3 separate regions of the Homo sapiens genome follow, and all the other regions are linked to region 2. Evidence: chromatin contacts called from ENCODE Hi-C or POLR2A ChIA-PET data. All regions are on one chromosome and are shown on one strand. Each heading gives the region's core, a stretch centred on a gene start or an enhancer-like site at or near the end of the contact. The rest is flanking DNA. Distances are from core to core; before and after follow the strand shown.

Region 1 (4,677 bases), core at 1,503-4,002, 4.7 Mb before region 2:
GAGCTGGCCTCTGCATGCCACTGCACTCTAGCCTGGGTGACAGAGCAAGACCCTGTCTCTAAAAAAAGAAGGAAAAGCACCTGCTATCTTGTTATTTTAACATGACTATTCAAATGCGATTCTTTTCTGTTTTCTTTCTTTGTGTTACATTTTTAATTTTTAATTTTTGTGGGTATGTAGCAGGTATATGTATTTATAGGGTATATGAGATACTTTGACACAGGCATGCAATGCGTAATAATCACATCATGGTAAATGGGGTATCCATCCCCTCAAGCATTTATCTTTTGTGTTATAAACAATCTAGTTATACTCTTTTAGTTATTTTTAAATGTACAATTATTATTTACTACAGTCACTCTGTTCTGCTACCAGACAGGTCTTATTAATTCGATTTTTTTGTACGCATTAGCCATCCCCATCTCCCCACAAGCCCTACACTACCGTTCCAAGCCTGTGGTAACCATCCAGTACTTTGCCTCTATGAGTTCAATTGTTTTAATTTTTAGCTCTCACAAATAAGTGATAACATGCAGTGTTTGTCTTTTTCTGCCTGGCTCATTTCACTTAACATAATGACCTCCAGTTCCATCCATGTTGTTGCAAATTACAGGATCTCATTCTTTTTTATGGCTGAATAGTACTCTGTTGTGTATCTGTACCGTGTTTTCTTTATTTATTCATCTGTTGATGGACACTTAGATTGCTTCCAAATCTTGGCTATTGTGAACAGTGCTGCAACAAACATGGGAATGCAGATATCTCTTCGATATACTGATTTCCCTTCTTTGAGGTATATATCTCTTCGATATACTGATTTCCCTTCTTTCAGGTATATACCCAGCAGTGGGATTGCTGGATCATATGGTAGCTCAATTTTTAGTTTAGTTTTTTCTTTTTGAAAAAATTTTTTTTTTTTTGAGACAGAGTCTTGCTCTGTTGCACAGGCTGGAGCGCAGGGGCGCAATCTCAGCTCACTGCAAGCTCCGCCTCCCAGGTTCACGCAATTCTTGGGCCTCAGCCTCCCAAGTAGCTGGGACTACAGGCGCCCGCCACCAGGTCCAGCTAATTTTTTGTCTTTTTAGTAGAGACGGGGTTTCACCGTGTTAGCAAGGATGGTCTTGATCTCCTGAGCTCGTGATCCACCCGCCTCGGCCTCCCAAAGTGCTGGGATTACAGGCGTGAGCCAGTGTGCCTGGCCTTTTTTTTTTTTTTTTTTTTTTTTTTTTGAGAAGGAGTTTTGCTCTTGTTGCCCAGGCTGGAGTGCAGTGGCATGATCTTGGCTCACTGCAACCTCTGCCTCCCGAGTTCTAGCAATTCTCCTGCCTCAGCCTCCCGTGTAGCTGGGATTATAGGCACACACCACCACGCCCAGTTAATTTTGGTATTTTTAGTACAGATGGGGTTTCGCTGTGTTGGCCAGGCTGGTCTCGAACTCCTAGCCTCAGGTCATCCTCCCACCTCGACGTCCCAAAGTGCTGAGATTACAGGCATGAGCCACCACACCTGATCAATTTTTAGTTTTTTCAGGAACCTCCAAACTGTTCTCGATAGTGATTGCACTATTATAATTTACATTTCCACTAACAGCGTACAGGGGTTCCACAACCTCGCCAGCATTTGTTGTTGCCTGTCTTTTGGATAAAAGCCATTTTAACTGGGGTGAGATGATATCTCATTGTAGTTTTGATTTGCATTTCTCTGATGACCAGTGACGTTGAATACCTTTCCATATGCCTGTTTGCTATTTGTATGTCTTCTTTTGAGAAATGTCTGTTCGTATCTTTTGCCCATCTTTTGATGGAACTATTAGTATTTTTCCTATATAGTTGTTTGCGTTCTTTATATATTCTGGTTATTAATCCCTTGTCAGATGGGTAGTTTACAAATATTTTCTCCCATTTGTGGGCTGTCTCTTCACTTTGTTGATCGTTTACTTTGCTATGCAGAAGCTTTTTAACTTCATGTCTGTTTATCTTATAATGTATGTAGTTCAGATTATGCTGTATAGAAAACTTTAAAAAAATTTGTCACCTTCAGTTCTTTTCTTAAAACATTTTTATTGAGCTATGATTAATATACAATAAACTACACACACTTAAAGTGTACAATTTGATAAGTGTTAACATATAGATAAAACCCGTGAAACCATCAGTACCATCAAGGTAATGGACATGTCCCTCACTTCCAGAAGTTTGCATCCTATTTTTATTATCAAATGTTATCCCGTGAGTATTTTTCCACATTATCAATGTATCTTACTGAGCATCTTTAGGGCCAGGGGGTCTGCTGTGGCCCATACAAGTGCCCTAGTTTGGAAGGACTTTTGCCTTTGTAAACAATGCTGTGAGGATGCCCAGGGCTGGAGTCGTGTGGCTAGAGTGTTTGAACTGCAGTCACTTTTAAGACTGTTGCCAGATTACTTCTTCAAAGGATCAAGTAGGTTCTCCGTCCCTGCAGTGAGGCACGGTTGTCCCTGTCTCTCACCCCCTTATCAGCCTTAGCTGTTCTGTCTTTTACGACTTCTGCTCTTTAGGCAGGTCCAAAAGGCAGCATCATTACCTGTTCTATTTAAGCAATTGTGGTGGTCAGAAAGTGCCTGCTTGCAGAGAGTTCCTGCCCACCCCCACCCCATACTCAGTCCTGGCCTGTTCTCAGAGCCATCTGATCCCTACCTCATGTGATACCAGAGATGGTCCTGCTGCTGCTGCTGCTGCTGTGGCCGCCAGGAGAGACAGCAGGTGGTAGGGCCGTCAGTCAGTGGTTGTGGGGATTCAGGGCCCTGAACTGGGACCTAGGAGATCCAAAAAGGTCAGGGAAGTTGCTGGTCTTGGCCAAATGGGCCGTGCTGTAGGCACTCAGTGGTGGCTGTCTCAGGCCGACTGCCCACAGATATGTGCAGTCTGCTCTCAGGATCAGGCACACGACTTTGGGGGTCAGGTACAAGAGTAGCCACTCCAAGTGTGGGCTTGTTAAGAACTGTTTTCTTTTGAGGCAGGGTCTCGCTATGTCCCAGTCATAGCTCACTGCAACCTCAAAGTTCCAGGCTCAAGGAATCCTCCCACCTCAGCCTCCCACATAGCTGGGACCACAAGCACATGCCACAGCACCCAGCTAAATTTTTTTTTTTTTTTAAGAGGCAGGGTCTTACTGTGGCACCCAGGCTGGTCTCAAACCCCTGGGCTCAAGTGATTCTCCCACCTCAGCCTCCCAAAGTGCTGAGACTACAGGTGTGAGCCACCATGCTTGGCCTGTAACTGCTTTTGAGAAAGGCTCCTTTATCCTTGGTCCACTGGGGTATTCAGAGATGGGGTTGGCTTTAGCCTTCTATGCTACTAGCTGAGCACCCCGACTGCATAGCCACCACCTGGCCTTGGCCTGGGACAGAGCAGCAGTGGGGAGGGGCCTTTGTGCATCTCTGCTCCTACAGCTCAGGGCTGGGAGTGGCTTACACTGGGGGAATATGTGATCCCTGAGCCTGGGTAGTGGCTACTTTGTCAGGGTGCTTTGTGCCACCTTCGTCCCCTTCCAGAGCTTTCTGTCTGTGTGGATGAGTAGGGTAGGAACTGGCATGAAAGGTGGAAGAGCAGGTGGTGGCAGCCTGTGGGCAGCCAGGTGTGTAATGGGCCTCTGTTCTGCCTGAGTCCTGCTGGTTACCACCACCTCACTCCCTGCTATTCTTAGCAGCTGAGCTCAGGACAGCACTGACTGGCATTAGACAGTACCCTTTTCCCTCTAGGCCTGTGTGTTGAGAGGATGAGGGGGCCACCCAGACAGATTTTTCCCAACTCCTTTGGCTCGGGTAGGTGGGCCATGTGCTCTGCTGACCATTTATGGACTGGCGGGTACAGGACAGAGCCATCCAGCAGCTCAGAGGGCTGAGCCTTTCATACTTCCAGGACATGGCCCATTCAACACAGACTCCCCTGGCTGGGTGGTGGCGAGACTGGAATCTGCCCCAAAGGAACCACAGGCCTAGGGGCAAGGGTTGGACTAGGTGGCCTTGGTACTGACCACTTTGGGAACCAGCATTTCTCCCAGCCTTCTTCTTCCAGACATCATCAGCCCAGCCACCTTTGAGAGCGGACAGGTTATGTGGTATGCAGACAGCACTTGTTATTCCCTGGGCTCTTCACAGCATCTCTAACATAAGTCATTATTCTGTTTTTACAGATGAAGGAATTAAGACTTAGAGAGGGCTACTTTTTTTTTTTTTTTTTTTTTTTGAGACGGAGTCTTGCTCTGTCACCCAGACTAGAGTGCAGTGGTGCGATCATGGCTCACTGCAACCTCCGCCTCCCAGGTTCAAGCAATTCTCCTGCCTCCGCCTCCCAAGTAGCTGGTATTACAGGCACATGCCACCACGCCCAGCTACTTTTTGTATTTTTAGTAGAGTCGCAATTTCACCATGTTGGCCAGGCTGGTCTTGAACTACTGACCTCATGATCTGCCCGCCTCAGCCTCCCAAAGTGCTGGGATTACAGGCGTGAGCCACCGCACCCGGCCACATACTTTTTTTTTTTTTTTTTTTTTGAGACAGAGTCTTACTCTTGTTGCCCGGGCTGAAGTACAATGACACGATCTCGGCTTACTACAACCTCTGCCCCACCAAGGTTCAAGCGATTCTCCTGCCTCTGCCTCCCGAGTAGCGGGGATTATACGAATGTGCCACCACGC
Region 2 (4,520 bases), core at 423-2,922:
TGTGTTTTGTAACAATAACCACACACATATAGTTTATTTCTTCTTCCTTTTTTTTTTTTCTTTTTTTGAGACAGGGTCTTACTCTGTCACCCAGGCAGGAGTATAGTGGTGTGATCTTGGCTCACCGCAACCTCCGCCTCCTGGATTCAAACATTTCTCCTGCCTCAGCCTCCTGAGTAGCTGGGATTATAGGTGCCCGCCACCACACGTGGCTAATTTTTGTATTTTTAGTAGAGGCGGGGTTTCACCATGTTGGCCAGACTGGTCTCGAGATCCTGACCTCAGGTGATCCACCTGCCTGGGCCTCCCAGAGTGCTGGGATTACAGGCATGAGCCACCACGCCTGGCACACACTTTTTTTTTTTTCTTTTGAGACGGAGTCTCGCTCTGTTCCCCAGGCTGTAGTGCATTGGCAAGATCTTGGCTTACTGCAACCTTCAACCCGCTGGGTTCAAGCAATTCTCCTGCCTCAGCCTCCTGAGTAGCTGGGATTACAGATGTGTGCCATCATGCCTGGGGAATTTTTGTATTTTTAGTAGAGACAGGGTTTCACCATGTTGGCCAGGCTGGTCTCAAACTCCTGACCGCAAGTGATCTGCCCGCCTCAGCCTCCCAAAGTGCTCGGTTTACAGGCATGAGCCACCATGCCTGGCCTGAAACTTCTACTTTTAAAAGTAGAGCTTCAAATCCAGCTCCATAGAGCATGGAATTGCGGAATCAGGGTACTTGAATAAAGTCTGAATCTCAGCCAAAGCCAGGGAGATTTGAAACCCAAGAGAAAATGCCAGGAAGCCCCGCTAGCTCTGATGAGGTCAGACGAGTGAAAGCTGTTCCTGCGGGTACCAAAGCTCAGAATGTTGGCAAAGCAGCATGGATTGTGGGAGGCTTGCCTTGGGTCCCATCTGTGGGTCACCAAAATGTCAACCTAAAATCATCAAAAGGGTTAGAATCTAATTTAAAGAGTGTTTATTCAAGCACAAAGTGTGAGGATGGACAATTCGGAAACACCAACTCCAAAGGAATGGTCAGCGTTCTAAAGTAGACAGAGACAGGGGAGTTTTTAGCAGGATTATAGCATTTTTCTTTTTCTTTTCTTTTCTTTTTTCTTTCTTTCTTTCTTTTTTTTTTTTTTTTTGAGACGGAGTCTCGCTCTGTCACCCAGGCTGGAGTACAGTGGTGTGATCTCGGCTCACTGCAACCTCCACCTCTCGGGTTCAAGTGATTCTCCTGCCTCAGCCTCCCAAGTAGCTGGGATTACAGGCACCCGCCACCACGCCCGGCTAATTTTTGAATTTTTAGTAGAGACGGGGTTTCACCATGTTGGTCAGGCTGGTCTCAAACTCCTGACCTCGTGATCCACCCACCTCGGCCTCCCAAAGTGCTGAGATTACAGGTGTGAAGCACTGCACCTGGCCATTCTTTTTTTTTTTTTTTTTTTGGCAGAGTCTCACTCTGTCACCCAGGTTGGAGTGCAGTGGTGTGATCTCGGCTCACTGCAACCTGCATCTCCTGAGTTCAAGAGATTCTCCTGCCTCAGCCTCTTGAGTAGCCACCACGCCCGGCTCATTTTTGTGTTTTTAGTAGAGATGGGGTTTCACCATGTTGGCCAGGCTGGTGTCGAATTCCTGACCTCAGGTGATCCTCCCGCCTCGGCCTTCCAGCACAGCTATAGGCGTGAGTCACTGTGCCCAGCCTCTTTTTTTTTTTTGAGATGGAGTTCGCTCTGTCACCCAGGCTGGAGTGCAGTGGTGTGATCATAGCTCACTGGAGCCTCAACTTCGCTGGCTCAGGTGATTCTCCCACCACAGCCTCCTGAGTAGCTGGGACTAGAGGCACTCATGCCACCATACTGGCTAATTTTTTGTATTTTTTGCAGAGACGGGGTTTTTCCATGTTGCCCAGGCTGGTCTTGAACCCCTGGGCTCAAGCCATCCGCTAGCCTCGGCCTCCTGAAGTGCTGGGATTACAGGTGTGAGCCACCATGCCGAGCCTTTAAAAAGTTACCGTAAATATATTTGACATTTTGAAATTCTGTGTGTCAAAAATAATCAAGCAAAAAGGTGAGCCTCCCACCAGAATCATACTTGCAATACACCAAAGGGTTAACAATTGTACTATATCAAAAAGCCTTACAAATTAATGAGATAAAGCTGGGTGCGGTGGCTCACGCTTGTAATCCCAGACCTTTGGGAGTCTGAAGAGGGCAGATGGCTTCAGCCCAGGAGTTCAAGACCAACCTGGGCAATGTGGTGAAACCCTGTATCTAAGAAAAAAAAAAAAAGAAAAATTAATGGGATCAATACTAAACTGCAATAGAAAATCATTGATAGTAGAGAGAAAAATTTTCCAGAAGAAATGTACATGTCTAATAAATATGTGAAAACCTGTTTGGTCTTACTAGTAATCAGAGGACTCCAAATACAAGCAACTCTGTATGTCACGTCCCATCTATTACATTAGCAAATACTTTTAAAATATAAAATTCAGAGGCAGCCATGTTACAGTGAAACAGGAACGCAGATGCCACAGGTAGAAATAGGAACTGGCCCAATCTTACTAAAATGTCACTTGATGATATGTATCAAGAGCCCTAAAAAAAGTGTTTTTTGAGACACAGTTTCTCTCTGTTGCCCAGGTGGGAGTGCAGTGGTGCGATCTTGGCTCACTGCAGCTTCTGCCTCCAAGGTTCAAGCAGTTCTCGTGCCTCCGTCTCCTGAGTAGCTGAGACTGCAGGTGTGTGCCACCATGCCTGGCTAATTTTTGTATTTTTAGTAGAGACAGGGTTTCACCATGTTGCTCAGACTGGTCTTGAACTCCTGGCCCCAAGTGATCCACCCACCTCAGCCTCCCAAAGTACTAGGATTACAGGTGTGAGCCACCGCGCCCAGCCTAACAAAAGTATTTTAACAGTTAATATATGTCAAGCCAATAATTTCACATGTGGGAATACATCCTAAGGAAACAGAAATGTACAAAAATGTGTGCAAAGAAACACACTTTTTTTTTTTTTTGAGACAGAGTCTCATTCTGTCGCTCAGGATGGAGTACAGTAGTACAATCTCAGCTCAACCTCCACCTCCTGGGTTCAAGTGATTCTCCTGCCTCAGCCTCCTGAGTAGCTGGGATTACAGGCATTCGCCACCACGCCCGGTGAAATTTTTTTTTTTTTGAGACAGAGTCTTGCTCTGTTGTCCAGGCTAGAGTGCAGTGGCACTATCTCGGCTCACTGCAACCTCCACCTCCCAGGTTCAAGCGATTCTCCTGCCTCAGTCTCCTGAGTAGCTAGGATTACAGGCACCAGCCACCATGCCCGGCTCATTTTTTTGTATTTTTAGTAGAGACAGGGTTTCACCGTGTTAGCCAGGATGGTCTTGATCTCCTGACCCCGTGATCCACCCACCTCAGCCTCCCAAAGTGCTGGAATTACAGGCGTGAGCCACAGGGCCTGGCCAACAGTAATTTTTATAATCAGAAGAATAAAAGAACAATGATATTGAAAAGAGAGGGAAAGAGAGAGAGGGAAGGGGAGAGATGCAGAGCTTACAAACAAGGGCATCTGACTGGGGAGGGGTCAGGAGCTGAGAGGGGAAGATAAGGGCCCAGAAGTGGAAGGGGGTCTTGCTAAGGCCCATTACATGATGTCACCTGGGCCCTTGGGGGCTGCAGTTTGCAGTAGCTCAGGAGGGCATGCCTCAGCCCTGGGGCCCCACCCCTATTCTCCCGGCTCTCTTCTCTCTTGCACCATCTCTCCCCATTTCCAAGGAAGGTGGCTGCCCCTGCCAGATGCAGACGCATTGCACCGACCTCATTGTCTAGCTTTAACTAACTTGAAAGCAAGGGATAGGAGGGAGGAAAGGAACAGAGTCCCCTAGGAATGTTAGAGGCAGGGGGATGGGAAATTCTGCAGCCCAGCTGAGAGTGGGAGCCCGTTGGTTTGGAGGGGATAAAGCATAAGACCAAAGTACAAATAATGATCCGATGGGCCAGCCTGTGATGCCTGCTCAGAGGCACTAGAGTGGTCCCAGAGAAAGCGCTAGAGACAATTTTAGGAGACAGAAAGCAGGATTTGATCACCCAAGGACAGAATCTGAGGCAAGGAAGAGCTGGGGGGCTCTGTGCCGGTCTGAGCCCTTGAAACAAATCCTACATAGGGGATTGCTACGGGGCTAGCGGTCTCAGGGACTCCAGGGCTGAGTCCTGGCCGTGAACCCCGCGGGCGCCCGCATTTCAGCACCGGGGACAGGGGCCGACCTCGGATCCAGGTGGGTCCTCAGATCCACTGGCGGCTCCGTAGCTCCACTAGTTCCTGGCCCCCTCCCTGGCCAATCTCAGCCCGGGCAGTTCCCTTGGAGACCTCCGTGGCCCCTCCATCCTGGACCCCCCTGGTGCCCGTGCTGCGGCTCCCGAGCACTTGGCAGGTGATGCGACCCGCGGAGCCAACCTGGAGCGCCCTCGGGTCCCGGCAGCCAAGATGGGCTCTGCGATCTGGGGTAGGGGCAGGAGAAGACCTAGTCTCCCCA
Region 3 (4,280 bases), core at 95-2,594, 3.5 Mb before region 2:
AAGTCACCGCCACATCTTTCTGGGTCTTGGTTCCCTCTTCTGTCAAATGGGGAGAGGGGTTGGAGTCAACCCTTCAGGTCTCTCTCAGGAGGAACCTGAATGACTCTAGGTGTGAGACCAGTGATGGCTGACAGTCTGTCTATCTTCCCCCATCCCCTCTCTTCCCCCTCGATCTCCAGCCTCAGGAAGTACCTGCTGAATCAACACGGAGGGGTGGACCAGAAGGCCCTGGAAGGCAGTTCCAATATCCAGAAGGGCTCAGGACCCCTCAGACATACGCAGGTCAGGGCTGAAGGACCTTTGGGGGTCATGAGGGATAGCCTGCCCCTTTTACAGGTGGGTAGACTGAGGCCCAGGGAGGACAAGCAGACTAGGATGGAAGCCCAGGTTCCTCGCTCCTGGCCCCCAAGGAAAGGCTGGCTCCCATTCTCCTGCTGACCTCATGGTCTCCTGCCTCCTGCTCTAGTGACTGGCTTCCCAGGAGGGCAGGCTCCCCTCCTCTCTGCCCTCTGCTCTCCCCAGAGCCCTGGCTCTGATGCCCTGGCTTTGATCCTAGGACCCTGCTTGGACCCAGGAGGCTGCAGCCCCACTCGGACAGCGGAAGCAGAACGGGGGTTTGTCTTCCACGAGAGCCCGTCTGTTGGCGGCGGGGTTGGGCTCGGTTGGCACAGTGAAGCGTTGTTTCCTTGAATACACAATCTGCAGCTTTCCACCCTCACCCGGGCCCTGGCAGGCAGCACTTGCTTCCCTAGAGGTCCAGCTTCCTGGCCCCTGCCTGCCCCATCAGCCCTCCTAGAACCCTGGCAAGAAGTGCAGGTGCCAAGGGGTAGCTTGGAGGGGTCCAGCTCCCCTCAGTCGCCCTCAGAGTACCTCTCATCAAACTAGACCAGAAACAGCCTATGTAAAAAAAAGTGAGTTTGCTGCGCAAATGAAGCTTCCAGACTGTTCCCTCAGCTGCATGCCACTTCCAACCACACTGCAGCCTCCCAAGTCCCGCTCATTTGAAGTGTCTGGGTTCTCCCAGAACAGCTCCATCTTTGTTTTGGTGGCCAGTGGCAGGGAAGCTGTGGAAGCCCAGGAGAAGGCAGGCTCTGGGGGAAAGGAGAGACGGGGGCTGGGGTTGGGGACATGAATGGACAATCCGCCACGAACACGGAAGCGGGTGTTGGAGAAGGTTTTCCAACATGAAAGTAGATGTCTGTGATGGGAAACCCGGAAGGGGAAGAGCCCGGGATTTGGAGTCACAGACCTGGGTTTCAGTCCTGGCTCTATCATTTTCTAGCTGTGTGGTCTTGGCGAGTTATTTAACACCCTTTGTCTGCACAAAGGTGACGAAGAGCTCTGTGTCACAGGGCTGTTTGAGGGACCTGGTGAGCGCCTCAGCACTATCAGCACAGGGATCTCCGTGGTGTCTGAATCAGCTCTGCACTGCCCGATGGGGGCAGTGACAGACAGTGATCCATACCCACCCCTGCGTCTGCCCACCCAGGAGCATTCACGTTACTCTTCCAGGAATCCTGGAAATCCTGCTCTCCCAATCTCGCCAGTCTTCTGCTGGGAAGAAACTTTAGAAGAACTCCAACCAAACACCGTGGAGCCAAGGACGTGGGCGCCCTGGGACTTTCTTGAAGAGGTTCTGGGCCCTGGGACTTTCTCAAAGAGGTTCAGAGGGGCCGGGGGTCAAGGACTTGATTTTCCCCCAGAAGGACCTTGGGAAAGTATGGGACTCCTCAGCCACCCGCAACTGGGAACCAGAAATCCTTCCCCCTGCCTTGGGGCCAAATGCAGAAGCTGCTGCAAGCTGTGGTGAGTAGGGTCAGAGCCTTTCTCAAACAGTGCAGTTGCAAAACGCCCCTTCCTGGGCTTCCGGCTTGATGTTGGGGCACTGACAGCTGCATGTGGCTGAGGCTGACACCCCTGGTCTGCCCCCACCTCCTGCCCAGCCAAGCGGGAGCCGGCCTTGCCGCATCCCTCCCTCAGCCCTGGGCTGCCTGTGCCAGGTGGGGCTAGACCTCCTGGCTCACCCCCAAGACTCAGCCTCAGGCCAGTTCTATCCCCTTCCAGAACCACTCCAGACCAGCACCCAGATCGTGGAACGAGGCTGTTCCCTCTCCAGGAGCCAGGGGCAGGGGGACAGGGAACAGGAGGTGGGGAAAGCTACCAAAGGGAGGGGCACTGGCACCTTCCCCATCCCCTGGGCACACACATGGCTGGGAGAGAGTGGCTGTGCATCTTAGACCCAACAGAGTGGGACCCAGGGATGGGCCGGAGGGAGCTGGGCCCTCTCTCCCTAGCCCCTCCACAGAGACATTAAGATTGTTTTTGTGGGGGGACAGGGGGATGAGCCCACACGCCTGGGGGTGCCCATCCACCCTGGTGAGGGCACACAGTGTGGATCTGATGGAATAAAGGGTAGGGGTGGGGGTAACAGGGCAAGTCACATAGGAAGGGGCCCCTTTTGACCAGGGTGGGTGTGGGACATGGGGGGTCCCTGTGGGGAGGGAAGGGGATATACGGAGTGGGGAGGAGAGATGGGGGGCCTTGCGACAGAAGCAGGGGAGCGGTGACTGCAAGCTGCTGGGTGCACGGGGGTGGGGCGGGCAGGAGCGGGAGGGAGGCCTTCCAAACCCGGAGGGGACTCGGCCCACAGGGACGACTGGAGTGAGGTTTACACCAGAGGGGCAACAGGGGCCGAGGGGTCCCTTCCTAAGGAGACCACTTGTGAGTGAAGGATTTGGGTCCTGGCTAATGAGTGGGTGGGGATGGAAAGGGCAAGTCTTTGCCCCCAGTTTGCTGGTAGACGCTAAGTAACTGGAGAGGAAGTTGGGGGGATCCCTGCCCAGAACCCACCTTGAGGGAGACCTGAGATCGCAGAGGAAACGAAAAGACCTTAAGGGAGGGAATGTGGTTGGCATGTGGTGTCGAGGGGCACTGGGGTGGGTATCTTTGGCCAGCGTGTGTTGGGGTGGGGGTGGGGAACGCGAGTAGCTGGGATCGGGGAAGGAAGGCCGCTGGGTCCTCAGCCTCGGTGTGTGCGGTGTGGGGTGGTGGAGAAGCCCCACTAACAGCGCGGAGGGCCCGGGACCCACACGTGTGGTGGTGGGGGTGGGGCTCGCGGGGCCTGGCGATTATCTGGAAGGAAGCCTGGGGTCCCCCACTCTGTGGACGCGTCTATGGTGTACCGGAGGCAGCACAAATACGAGTCTCCGCCGCGTGCCAGGGGCCGGGGGTCCCCCAGACTAACGTGCGCGGTGAGATGCCGGGTCTCGATCTGGAAGGGGCCGCCGGGTCCCCAACCCCGGTGCGTCTGGGTTCGGGGAAGCTTGGCTGACGGCAGGCTCCCGGGGCGGAGCGGGATCCGGGGATCGGGGGGTTCGGGGCCCGAGACCGGGTCGCGGGGCGGGCGGGGGGCCGGGTCGCGCGGGCACTTACTGCTTGAACATCTTCTCCATGTCCTTGATCTGCTTCCTGGAGAACTCCTTGAACTCGGTGTAGGGGTTGAAGACGCGGCGGCTGGGCGACTGGGGCTCGCCGATGCCCTGGTTGAGGTCTGCGCGCCGCAGCAGCTTGGCGCTCAGCTCGCAGTCCGCGCTGCCCAGCGCCTCGGCCGCCTCGTCGGGTGCCCCCGCCGCCGCCGCCGCTGCCCCGTTCAGCCCGGGCTGCTCCGGGGTCTCGCCGCCGCCCTCGCCCTCCATCTGCAGCCGCCGGCTCAGCTTGGTGGCCAGCTCGTCCGTGGCCATGGTGGCCCGCGCGGCACTCGCCTTGGCCGGGCCCCTGCTCTCAGCGCAGCGCCGCCGGCCGCGCTCTTCCTCTTCCTGACACTCCCCGGGCCAGGCACCGCCCCCGAAGGTGGGACTTGGGCCCTGGCGGGGACCGCGCGCCCCGCCCCCGCCCCCGGGCCCGCGCGGCGTGCGCGTGATCGCTCCCGGCCGCCGGGGGTCGAGTGTACTCTGCGCGCCCCGCCCGCCGTCGTCTGCCCCCCGCGAGGCTGGGGAGCGCGGCCGAAAGCCATGCCCCTCTTCGTGCCCACTGTAGCAGCTGAGCGGGAGGGGTCCTGCTGGGGGCCGGGGCCGGGCGGGAAAGAAGAGGGCTCCTCCCCCGCGGCTTGGGTGAGGAGCGGGGCTTGCCGGGGGGCGGGGAAGCGAGGGGGGGCGCCGCCCCACCCCCTTCTCCGGAATCCCCACGCCGTGAAGTCATAATCCTGTGTCTGTGACACCCTGTCGGTTGCTATGGAAACGACTCGCTGTTAAACACTGGCGTTCTCAATGAGGGTTGCAGGG

What was found. Hi-C counts contacts between places; a loop is a spot of excess contacts on that map. ChIA-PET counts read pairs that join two places held with the same protein, here RNA polymerase II (POLR2A). Pooled maps may share reads with other maps.
Region 1: a pooled map shows a loop between it and region 2 (4-fold over the local background). The contact joins two enhancer-like sites. A Hi-C loop is called at or near these places in 5 of 50 pooled maps. POLR2A ChIA-PET finds 5 or more read pairs at or near these places in 2 of 52 experiments (BJ and naive thymus-derived CD8-positive, alpha-beta T cell).
Region 3: a loop to region 2 is called in a pooled map, with 2.4 times the contacts of the local background. The contact joins the promoter of EFHD2-AS1 here to the enhancer-like site in region 2. A Hi-C loop is called at or near these places in 2 of 50 pooled maps. POLR2A ChIA-PET finds 5 or more read pairs at or near these places in 2 of 52 experiments (GM12878 and PC-9).

The regions. Positions count from the first base shown.
Region 1 is chr1:16,637,411-16,642,087 of GRCh38, reverse strand. It overlaps the pseudogene CROCCP2. Among named protein-coding and RNA genes, the nearest start is that of NBPF1, 26 kb to the right of the region's middle. RefSeq lists an enhancer at 3,159-4,050. Within about 2 kb of position 2,752, at least 2 of the 41 ENCODE cell types and tissues checked have a DNase peak (open chromatin) inside an H3K27ac peak, as active enhancers do.
Region 2 is chr1:11,898,768-11,903,287 of GRCh38, reverse strand. No RefSeq gene overlaps it. Among named protein-coding and RNA genes, the nearest start is that of RNU5E-1, 7.1 kb to the left of the region's middle. RefSeq lists an enhancer at 3,899-4,450. Within about 2 kb of position 1,672, at least 3 of the 41 ENCODE cell types and tissues checked have a DNase peak (open chromatin) inside an H3K27ac peak, as active enhancers do; they include PC-9, where a contact is called at or near this core.
Region 3 is chr1:15,409,432-15,413,711 of GRCh38, reverse strand. EFHD2-AS1 (EFHD2 antisense RNA 1) reads left to right here and starts at 1,344. Exons shown (of 4, transcript NR_183705.1): 1 at 1,344-1,806. It overlaps EFHD2 (EF-hand domain family member D2), which reads right to left and starts at 3,824. Exons shown (of 4, transcript NM_024329.6): 1 at 3,433-3,824. The coding sequence starts at 3,740. RefSeq lists silencers at 1,913-1,962, 3,577-4,176 and an enhancer at 3,202-4,064.